Regions from separate parts of the Homo sapiens genome. Here region 1 is linked to region 2. The links are chromatin contacts, found by Hi-C or POLR2A ChIA-PET in ENCODE. All regions are on one chromosome and are shown on one strand. Each heading gives the region's core, a stretch centred on a gene start or an enhancer-like site at or near the end of the contact. The rest is flanking DNA. Distances are from core to core; before and after follow the strand shown.

What was found. Hi-C counts contacts between places; a loop is a spot of excess contacts on that map. ChIA-PET counts read pairs that join two places held with the same protein, here RNA polymerase II (POLR2A). Pooled maps may share reads with other maps.
Region 1: a pooled map shows a loop between it and region 2 (2.2-fold over the local background). The contact joins two enhancer-like sites. A Hi-C loop is called at or near these places in 1 of 50 pooled maps. POLR2A ChIA-PET finds 5 or more read pairs at or near these places in 3 of 52 experiments (BJ, PC-9 and activated CD4-positive, alpha-beta T cell).

What each region holds. Positions count from the first base shown.
Region 1 is chr5:142,746,965-142,752,205 of GRCh38, forward strand. All of the region lies in intron 1 of LINC01844 (long intergenic non-protein coding RNA 1844), which reads left to right. Among named protein-coding and RNA genes, the nearest start is that of LINC01844, 4.0 kb to the left of the region's middle. Within about 2 kb of position 2,552, at least 3 of the 41 ENCODE cell types and tissues checked have a DNase peak (open chromatin) inside an H3K27ac peak, as active enhancers do.
Region 2 is chr5:142,607,284-142,613,256 of GRCh38, forward strand. All of the region lies in intron 2 of FGF1 (fibroblast growth factor 1), which reads right to left. Among named protein-coding and RNA genes, the nearest start is that of FGF1, 76 kb to the right of the region's middle. Within about 2 kb of position 3,933, at least 2 of the 41 ENCODE cell types and tissues checked have a DNase peak (open chromatin) inside an H3K27ac peak, as active enhancers do.

The DNA.
Region 1 (5,241 bases), core at 1,302-3,801, 140 kb after region 2:
TCAACCAGAAATTATCTCTAGTTATTATTTCTGAAAGTGATAAAATAACATTATGTTCCAAGTCCTTGATGGAGAGCTTGATCCCTGGATTTGAGCTCTTTGAGAGCTTACTGGCCCTGGGAAAAGTATAACTGGTACTTGAGCCTTTTAGCTTATACTTCTCAGTCAGATTTTTTGAAACTTCTGTTCCTCATAAACTCAAGCCAAAGCATGACTATGCATAGAACATGCAACAGCTCTTCAGGAAGGGAAATTGCTGCCCAGGATTCCAAATTTGAAATCATGCAATGCTATTTAAAGGCTTGGCCAAACTTCAAAGTTGGTTGAATTCACTAGGGGTAACCTGGAATTTCTGTTTCCCAGAAAGGGATTTCTTGACATTTTCTCCTAACCTTGTGATGGTCCCTTATTCTGAGGACCCTATAGGATATTCACTGATTCTATAAGCATTTTTTGAGAACCTCCTCTGTGCTAGGCATGTGCTGGTAATATTGTGGTAGACAGAACATAGTGTTTGCCCTTAAGGAGCTTATAGTCTAGTCAGGAATATAGAACATGACATGGGCAATGAGTTCAGTTGTCTTTTTTTTTTTGAGCTACAATGCCACATTTAATATTCTTTCCAGTGATGCCTTGGACTAAGCAGGTACTTTCAATTTAAGGCAATGGGTCACAGTGTAAGGAAGACTTGGGGACAGATAGGGACACACAGGTAAGTGATTGGTCATGTTGCACATTAGCCCTATTACTTAACCTCACTGAGCTTCAAGTTTCCCCTCTGTAAAATGGGAATAATAATACTGGCTTTGAAGGGCACTGTAAGGATTAAATGAGGTAATACGTGTCAAACATCTATCATCGTGCCTGGTTCACAGCAAGTGCTCATAACTGTTAACACAGCCAATAAAGGTGAGAAATAGTGAGGATGTCAGTAACAATAAGAAAGAGTAAAAACTGTAACAATGAGATGGGGGTAGAAATAAAATATAGGCTGATGAGAGAAAAGGGTTCAATCACTGAAGCTATTTTCTCTGCAAGTCACCCCTTAAAATGTGTATTCGGATGCAATTTCCAGCCTTTAAAAAAATACATAAAGAGTCAACTTTTTATTAAATTTGTATGTAAAGGGCAGATATAGCTGAATGGGAGCTGGTTTAAACTGAGCCCAAACTTTTTTCCTTTTTCTTTTTTCTCTTGTCCTTTCCTTCCCTGGGTCCAGAACAATAAGCTTTGTTTAGAGGAAGAGTATTTACCCAAGGCCTGTTTCCACTTAAGATATTTCAGCAGGACAGTGAATAACCTCTTACACTATTGAGAAATTTTCACTGTCTGGAATTACTGGAACAAAGATGTCATTATTAAAACAAACTTTTGACCTTCTATAGAACGGTCACTTTAGCTACAAGAGAATCATTCACAATGGCTTTATAAGAATGGAAGCTATGACATCATTATTATATACAACACTCTATCAAAGATCTTGATTGTGAGAATCAGTTAGAATTCTTTGGTGGCAAGCAACAGAACTAACTCTGGCTCACTTAGGCAAAAGAAACAATTTATTCCAAGGCTATCAGGGTTGCTTACAGATCTGAGGGAAAGGCTGAAAAACCAGGTTTCTGAGAGCACAAGAACCAGGGCAACAGCTTAGGAAGCAGAAACTAACAGATTTTTGGGGTCACCCGTACCAGATGAATCAACTTCATTTATTTTGTCTCTGCTTCAGCTCTCTCAGTATTTAATTTCCTGGGAGAGAAAATCTGGTTGGCCAAACTTGGGTCTTGGGCCCAGGGGGCAGCCAGAGGGCAGCAGAGCACCTTGATTGACAGTCCTACAAAGCCTTCCTCCAGTCAGTGAGGGGCAGGTAGTTCCTTGAGGAAACTGAGGCTTGGCCACCCAAAGTGGGACTAGATCATGGGAAGATATCAATACTTTCATACTACGCAAGCTTCTAGGGCAGAGATATCATGGAGGAATCATCACTTTACTTAAAGGGACAACTGAGGAACTGAATTAAAGTAGTTTGCCCAGGAGCCACAGGTAGTGGCAGAAAGGAAATGTTCTGACTCCTACCAGCCAAATGGGAATTTCCCTTATTCCATCCAGTTGGCTAAAGCAGTGGTTCAGAGACTTGGCAGTGCATCAGAATTACCTGTGGAGCTTGCTAAAAATAGAGAAGCTAGGTTTGGCATAGGGCTGGGGCATCTGTATTTTTAATAAGCTTCTTGTGTGATTCTGCTTACAACCAACTTGGAGGCCCACTACATCATCAAATTTCCATAGGATCTGATATAGGAAAAGAACATTGCAGAAATAAAAATGGGATAAGGTATGATACAGTTTGAATATTTGTCCCCACCAAATCTCATGTTGAAATGTGATCCCCCAATGTTGGAAGTAGGGCCTAGTGGGAAGTGTTTGGGTCACAGAGGCAAATCTCTCATGAATGGCTTGGTGCCCTCCTTGCCATAATGAGTGAGTTCTTACTCTATTAGTTCATGCGAGAGCTGGTTGTTTAAAAAGCCTGGCGCCTCTCCTCCATCTCGCCTGCTTCCTCTCTCACCATATGACTCATCTTCTCTCCTTTCACCTTCCTCCATGAGTAAAAGCTTCCTAAAGTCCTGACCAGAAACAAATGCTGGTGCCATGCTTTTTGTACAGCCTGCAGAACCATGAGCCAAATATACTTTTCTTTATAAAGTACCCAGTCTTGGGTATTCCTTTATAGCAATGCAAAATGGATGAATTTAGTAATTTTAGGGGAAAGGTTTGGGTTTGTTGACAACATTTTTTGAGGTCCAATTTGTGTTAGCTGATTTCATGGTTTGAGGTTTGAGGGAATGTGAGGACAGGGAGAGGTCTTTCCCTATTTGTGACAAGCCTGCACCAAGTGGATCAGGCAGGTTAGGCTGTTTCCTAGAAAGCATCTACCGTTGAGCATACTAAGCATTGAGCATATTAAGCATTGAGCAAGGAGCAAGGCTGGGACCCCTCTTGGGTAGTCCTGACTATCTACAGTATTAAAGGGGGAGGATCAGATTATACGGGTAGTGTACCCAAGTGCCAAGATCTAGAATACAAAAAAGGGTTGGGAAATAGGCCTGAGCTGGCACAAACAGGAAAAGATCTGTTACCTTTATCTTGTTTCCTCACAGCTGATGAAGACAGGCTAATGCTAAGTCTCTTAACCAACCTGGAGGATGGAGAAGATGGGAGAGTGCTATTCTTCTTCTAGGAAGCTGCATTCCTCAACTCTTTACCTGGGTACTCCTATCCACCCTTCAGGTCCTTGTTTAAATATTACCTCCTCAGAGAGGCCTTCCTAACACCCTCTTCCCCCAGCTCAATCTAAACTAGGGTCCTTGCTGTTCTTTCTGTGGTCATCTGGTCTTTCCCAGAGCCAGATTCATGGACATGCAATATGTACAGTCATTCTGCACTTAGAAGGACTCCATGCTTGGTTTAATGCTCTGCTGTCACCATCCTGAAGTTCTTAATACTTTTTGAACCAGGGGTCCTCCATTTTCATTTTTCACTGGGTTCTGCAGATTATATAGCTGGTCCTGTTCTTTCCCTTTCTTGAACTTAGCACCTTTAATTGCTATTAATTTAGGTGTTAATAGTCCTAACATCTAGCTCCATGCCTCCCACTGTCATACAGGCTTGATAAACGTTGCTTAACCTTTTCAAATTATGGTTATTTGACTACTTTTGATTTACAAAAAAGCATATTCATATGATTAAACCTAAACTATTCTGGATGAATGAATAGATGAATGAATGAATGATGGAAGGAAGAAAGATACTTTGGACAAGTGCATTGTTGACCCAATATCCGCTCACCTACTTCCTTTCTAATAGAACTTAATTATGATCAGGTGTCCATCCCTTCCCCAGTGACTCAGGGGAGGTGACCCAATTCCCAATTCCAAGGTAGATCCTGATTAGCCTACATTTTCTTTTTCTTAAAAATAGTCTTCTCTCTCTGGACGTTGTCAGGTTTGAATCTGACTCCCAGGACTGCTAAAGTCATCTTGCTATCGGTCTAACAATTAAACCAACCAAAGCGAAAAGTAGCGCCAAGGAAATTGCATAAAAGCGGTAGCAATATGCATAAATAAAAGCAGTATTCTAGATGGCCCTTGCTGTACCCTGAGCTTCTTATTATGTGAGATAATAGGGTTTCTGTATTGTTTCTTCTAGTTGTCTATTGCTATAAAACAGTTACCACAACATGGAGTGGCTTAAAATAGCATCCATGTTATTAAATTTCATAATTTTGTAGGCCAGGAAGCCAGGAAGGACTTACTTAGGTAATTCTTCTATTCCATGTACCATTGACTGAGGTCCCTTAGTGATATTCAGCTGGCTGATGGACTGGTCTTTAGAGTCCACATATTTGGCACCTTGGCAATGCTGGCTGGAAGTGCAGGCTCAGCTGGGACATTTAACCAGAACACACATACATGACCTCTTCAACATGGCCATCTCAAGGTACTCAGACTTCTTCCCCAGGGTGAAGGGCTTCCAGAGAGAGTATTCCAAGAGACAGGAAGTAGAAGCCTTCAGTCTCTTAAGGCCAGAGCCTGGACTGGCACAGCATCACGTCTGTCATATTCTGTGGGTCAGAGCAGTCACAAATTCCATTGAGATGCAAGGGGAGAGGACATAGTTTACCTCTTGATGGGAAAATTATCACTTTATGGCTATTTTAATGCTTCACATTATTTAAGTCAATTGGACACTGATTTTCTGTTATTTATAGGCTAAAGAATTCAAGAATTCCTGAGGAATTCAAGGAACTCAAGGTTCTCTCAAGCTTGGGAAGATATTTCTTCCTGTTCCCCTAAAACAGAAGTCTGTACACTTTTTCTGCAAAGGGCTACATAGTAAATATTTCAGGCTTTACAGGCCACTTGGTCTCTTTTGAAACCACTCAACTCTGCCAATGAGGCATGAAAAACAGCCATGGAAAATAAATAAATGAATGAGTATGGTTACGTTCCAATAAAAATTTTCTTTATGGTCACTGAAATTTGAATTTCACGTAATTTTCACATGTCACAAATTGTTTTGTTTTTCATCCATTTAGAAATGTAAAAATCATTCTTAGCTGTGGGCTGTCCAAAAAAAAAAAAAAATGCAGGCCAGGTCCCTCTGTTATTTCTTGGGCTGTATTTTACCAACCCCTACTCTAATATATCAAGCCAGCTTCAGGCTCAGGACTTTGCATGTGCTGCC
Region 2 (5,973 bases), core at 2,683-5,182:
TCAATACCCCCCGACCAGGTTAGCGCACAGAGCAAATGAGGAGCAAGCACTCTTCTTTATCCCATACGGGGATCTAGGAGTTGCTATCTATGAACAGGAAGGTCAGTGTCTCTCAAGTATCCCAGGGATGAAGGGGCAAGTACTTTTTGAAAAACAAGATACGTCCATGGTCTGTAGGGTACTTCATTTTCCCCTTCTGAAATGGGGACATTAACAATTAATTTAGCTGAAGAAATGGAAAGCAACTTTTAAAAAGGTACTCTAACGATAGAAATTTCTTGGAGAAATTCAAACTCAGATAAAGCATTGTAAAAATGTACGGGAAGAGGGCTGGAAGTGTTTACTTGGTGGATTTGTGACTGTATGTGCCCGCAATAGAATCCAGAGTCCTGCTCCTTTACTAAGAATGAGTTAAGAAGTGTTGGTTTGAAAACAGCCTATTTGTCAGAACTACATGTCAATGAAACTGAAATGTGCAAACTCACCTTTGTGGGTCATGGTCTTCCTTGTCCCATGCTCATTATTTAAACTGCTTCACGAGTCCCTGCATACCTGGGAAACCTACATAAAGGGGAGCCCAGAGCTTTTGCATGGCTGTGCTAGCCCGCAACTCACTGTTCACACCTTTTGTCTGAGGAACTAAGTTTGTAGCTTTGGTTTTCTCCTCTGCTCCCCAAAGCCTTCCATTAGGTCTTAGCAGTAGTTTGTTCACAGTAAGAATAGCAATCCCTTACTTTCCAAAGGTAGAAAAAAGGAAAAAGGGTTATGATCCTGCCAGTGCCAAGAGAAGTCAACTTTGAGGTCTTGCACCCTGTTTCTGAGCCCCAAGCTATCCTAGCATCTTCCTGTCCCATCCCAGGCAAATGTAACGATAAGACCACAACTGGTGCATTCAATGAGGAAAATGCCTGGAGAGAGAGGTTCTGCTTCTGTAGCATGTCTGTCTGTGGCCTCTAAGCCTGCTTTCCGCCTCTGCTCTCCAAAGAGAGGCCAAGAGAGATTATGTGCCTGGTTTATTCTGGGTTGGAGACTTCCCGTCCTTTGCCGTGTTTACCCAAAGTGAGGTCAGCCTCATTCAGAAATTGGTGCGGTTGTTTTATGTCAGTGACATTTATAATTAAAATGTAGCCACAAGCCGGGATTGGTAAAACATTAGAGAAAGACAGAGAAGGGGAAAAATCGAATTTGGGGGAAAATAATTCCAGTGGTAAAAAATATATATATATGCATATACATATATATAAATATATATACACATCTATATATATATATATATATATATATATATATATATATATATACACACACACACACATATATGTAAATATATATGAAAAAAAAAACCTTATCTTAAAAGGTGTCTGCTTCTTTAAGGTCTGAAAAAGTTGTCTGGAAAATTTTGATACAGTCCAGAGACTGAATGACATATATATATACACACACACATATATATCATATATATATAGTATATATACACATATATATCATATATATATAGTATATGTGATATATTATGTGTGTGTGTGTGTGTGTATTTTAAAGTTTATGTATAAAAATCCTCTATGTAATCAGATGAGGGTTGTGGGGAGGAGGGCAAGGAGTCCTTCCCATCACATATGACCGAGGTGAGAGAACCCTGTCGCGGAGTACATTCCTGCCTGGAGACCTCCCCTTCTCTCTGACTTCTGGCAGTGGGGTCCAGCTCTCCCCATCGTGGTCATTTGAAAAACTGTTTTGACTTCGGGTCTATGTTGGTGGGGAATAAAGTGCCTTAACTGCTAGGTGCTGAGTGATCCCAACCAGAAAATAGAAGTCTGGACTCCCCTAAAGCAACAGGGCAGGAGGCATTTCATGAAGAGGAATCTGCCCTTTAGAAAGGGCTGCAAGGTAGGATTGTTTTGACCAGTGAACTCTGCTAGCGCCTTTAGGATGTGGCTTGATTTATAAATATTTGATTGGCACGCACTTTGCTTAAGAACATTTCCATTTGTGCAGTGAGTGGTGCCGGTAATTCTGCTCCCCACGTAGTCTCTTGCGTGCTTGGGGAGCTGAGGAGTTGTGGGTGTGGCAGGCAGCTGAAGGTTTGGAATGCTTGTGAGGAAATTATTCTCTAATTATTGTTGCAGTTATTAATCCCATTGAGGGATAAGTCATGGTCCCCCTTCACCTGAGAGGAAACTCCCCAGAAAGATCAGAGTCAATCACAGAGCAGACTTGCCCTGCCAGAGGAGTGAGATGGGGCGGGGCTTGCTGCACCTGTGTCTGGGCACATTATGCCTCTGTGTCAGGCCTCAGGGGCTTCAACCCAGATAGTCCCAGAGAAGCTGGGACAAAGAGTCACCCTCAGTTCTGCGAGCAAGCATAGCATTCACTTAATCTAACAGACTTGAAAGGTCAGCTGGTTAGGTGAGGAAGGCTCAGGAATCCCGGAAGAATGATGATCAATACCATTTTTTTTGAGCACTTATGTGCCTAGCAGTGTGCTAAACACTCTTACAAACATTATCACATTAAAACTCCTACGTTCCTATGAGTGGGTGCTGTTGTCATTCTTGTTTTTAAAACAAGGAAACTGAGGCACATTGAGAAGTAACTGTCCCAGGATGATACAACTGGTGAACAGCAGTGTTGGGACCCGACCTACACCCATCTGATCCATAACACAGATGTGTTTATTGAATCAGTTTGTGGGGCGGAACCACTGTCATGATGTTGGTGTCGGATGGTTGTGGGATACAGAAGGAGCCTTAATCCTGGAAGCAGAAGATGTGGTTGGTGCCAAGCCCTCCCAGTTAGGAGCTGGTCACGCCTGTCAACTGCAGTGTTCTTAGAGTGATAATAATTAGTAACTTCTCAAGGTTGTGGTTAGGTAGAAGTGAAGGAGTTCAGCATAATGCCTAGCACATATCAGGGCTCATAGATGTTTATTGAATATATTGTTGACTTTGAATTTAGCTGCCACCAATACAATTCAGTCACTTATCAAATTAATGTTTACTGGACATTTTACCAAGTGGCAGGCAATGTGCTAGACACAAAATTTGTAGTGTTGAGCAATGAGAGACAAAGTCCTTGTCCTCTAGGAGTCCAGTAGGAGGGAAAACCATTAAATAATCGCACAAATAAATGGAGAATTATAACCCTGAGGACAGCTGCATGGTACGTGAGACACTCCTCAATGCTTGTGTCCAAAATGGAACTGGCCATCTTCCCCTGGACCTGATCTTCTTCCAGGACCTCCCCCTCTCATGGTGACACCACTTATGTGTCCCCCTGAGCTGAAGCTTAGGGGACAACATGAACCTTCTCACAAACTGTGCCCATCAGCCCTGGAATCTATGCAGCACTCCCTGGCTGATTCTGCCTGGCCTTCCTAGCATGGCAGCGTAACCAATGTTCACAGTCCATATTGGTAATTGCCTGCAGCAGCGATCTAAGGAATGGAAATGGGACAAACCAAAACCACCTTCTCTGCAGGCTAGAAGTCCACCAGTAGAGACATTTTACTCAGGTCTCTATTAGAACAGCCCACACACAAGCATCTGCCCTAGGGTTATACCACTATAAGGAAGGTTAGGTACTTGGAAACTCATTCTCCTAGAGGTAGGAAGAAGATACATTTGCCCAGGAATGATCAATGACTTGGGGACAAAGAGAAGCCGTGAAAGGAGTTATTTCTGCCTTGTAGAGCTCAAAGGCATACGGTTCTATCTTGTGTGATTTGTTTAAATTTTTCGATTGGCTTTTAGAAACGCTCTTTCTGAAGGAAGTCTTAACGTGTGACTCTGTCACTTCAGTCTCTAATTATGCTCAAACTAGTGATCAAGGAATCAAAAATATCTCCTTGCCAGGCCGTGTGGATCACATTTAGTCAGGGAGCATCCGTCTCATGCCTGGCCGAGGCAATTCTGTTTCTGAATAACCCTTGAAACTCAGAAGGGCTCTGGCAGTACCACCACTGGGCAGAAGAGGGCAACAGAACCACATTCAGGGAGTACATCCGTGCCCAGGACTCCTCTCACCTGCAGAACCCTAGTAAATAGAAGTTTCGCCCTTGTGAGGCACACTGGGCAATGCTGCCATTCCCATTCCACAGGTGAGGAAACTGAGTCTCAGCGAGACTAAATGATTTTCCTGAAAATTATCTGGGAACACTAGAGACACTTCAATTTCTAGTCAGGAAAGGACTGGAAGCGTCCCAGGGCTGGGGGGCTTGAAGCTTCTTTCGCAGAGTTTGCAAACAGAAAGAATGCATAATGGCAAGAACGTTAATTGTCCAGGGCTGCTCCAGGTAGAAAGGGGCAGAGTAGGCTTGAACTCGAGCCTGCTGACTCTTCAGTGGAATATCCAGTTCCAGTACTGACAGGTACACGGATGGGCTTCTGGCCACCCACCCCACTTACTCTGATCTCTGTCCTCTTGGTCCTTGTTCTTAGTTCCAGAGTAAGCAAATAATAGGCCCACACAACAACTCCGAGTGTTGGCAGAGAGATGCTGAATCTAAGCCTGCATCTAGCCCCTTGACTTTCCTGGGTGGCAGTACTGTTAAAAAGAGGAGTCTGGAAGGTCCTTCAATACGACCCTGTGTTACCATATGCTAGGCTGATTATATGGAAAGCTTGATGATGATAACTGCAATATGAACCAACACGTGCTGTGCTGTTCCTCTGTGCCAGCCACTGTGCCAAGAACTCTCACTATATTATCTCATTTAACCCTCCCAAGAAACCTGTGAGGCAAGGAATATTAGTATTCTTTTTGTACAAATGAGAAAAGTGAGGGTGAAAGGTGCAGTTGCCCAAGTTCACTTGGAAAATAATCTGGCATTCCTTGAATGCAGAAATCCTCACCTGCACTCCCAGGGCTACGTTGTGCTGCTTTCTAGGGGCTCCTGACATCTTAAGTCAGGCGGCCAAATCCACTGTGGACTCCAGAAGTTGTGCCAGTGTTACACACCCAGAGTGCAGTCTGTTGTGCTAATGATGGAATGGCAACAGTTAAGCCATTTTCCATTGCTACAGAAATTCCAGTATTGGAGCCTTTTTTTACTCCAGAAGTCAAGGTTTCCAGAAGAGCTAGCTTAACCCCAAGGAACATATCATGAAGTTTGTCTTTCCTCTTGGGTTCTGAGGACCGGAGAGCATTCCCTACTTTTTCAGAAAATTGGTTAAGACGTATTAGGAACACTTAAAACCCAGAGGAATTAAAGCTTGTTCGTGTTGTGTGGGGCAGATCACGTGAGTTGTGTATCATGCCTGACACAATGGACTACAATCTAAGTTTGCTAATTTGCAGTGAATATTGCTTATGTATGCTATTTAACAAACTAGAGTCTTTTTTTTTTGCCTCATTCTGACACCTGTTTTTCACTGAGTATAAGACATTCAGCAAGCCCATTTGAAGATAAGCCATCAAAACAAAGCCCAAAAGAGCTAATTCTGCAGCTGCAAGCCCCAGCCTCAGCCTTCCTGCTCCTCATCTCCAGGGTCTGTGCAGTGGGTGGGGAGGAAGGAACAACGTCACCTCGTGTAAACGCCAGCATCCATCCCCATTACCTGTGCATCTGAGGGTACAGCGTGAGCACCAGCGAAGTGGTCATTTGTTCTTAGAGCCTGCAACCTCTGGTGCATGGTCCATGAATAATTAAGACCACCTGATGTATAAACCATCATGTCAAAGTGAGTGTTTTGCATTGCATTTTGAAGCCAGTCCTACAGAAACTTCCTTCCTGCCTGTCTTCTTCTATGTCTCCTGATTTTCCTTCTCTTGATTTGTGGCAAGTTTGACTCTTGAGATTGCTGACCCTCTAAGCAGGGACTGGATCTGACTTTAGGCTTCTTTGTAACCTCTGATGCTGCAGTGGGACTCAGGGAATCTCAGATAACATCACGATAGGACCTGGACACCTAATATCAAACATACACACCAATGCCAGAAGTACCAAAGCAGAAGGAAGAGATTTTTTTATACTTA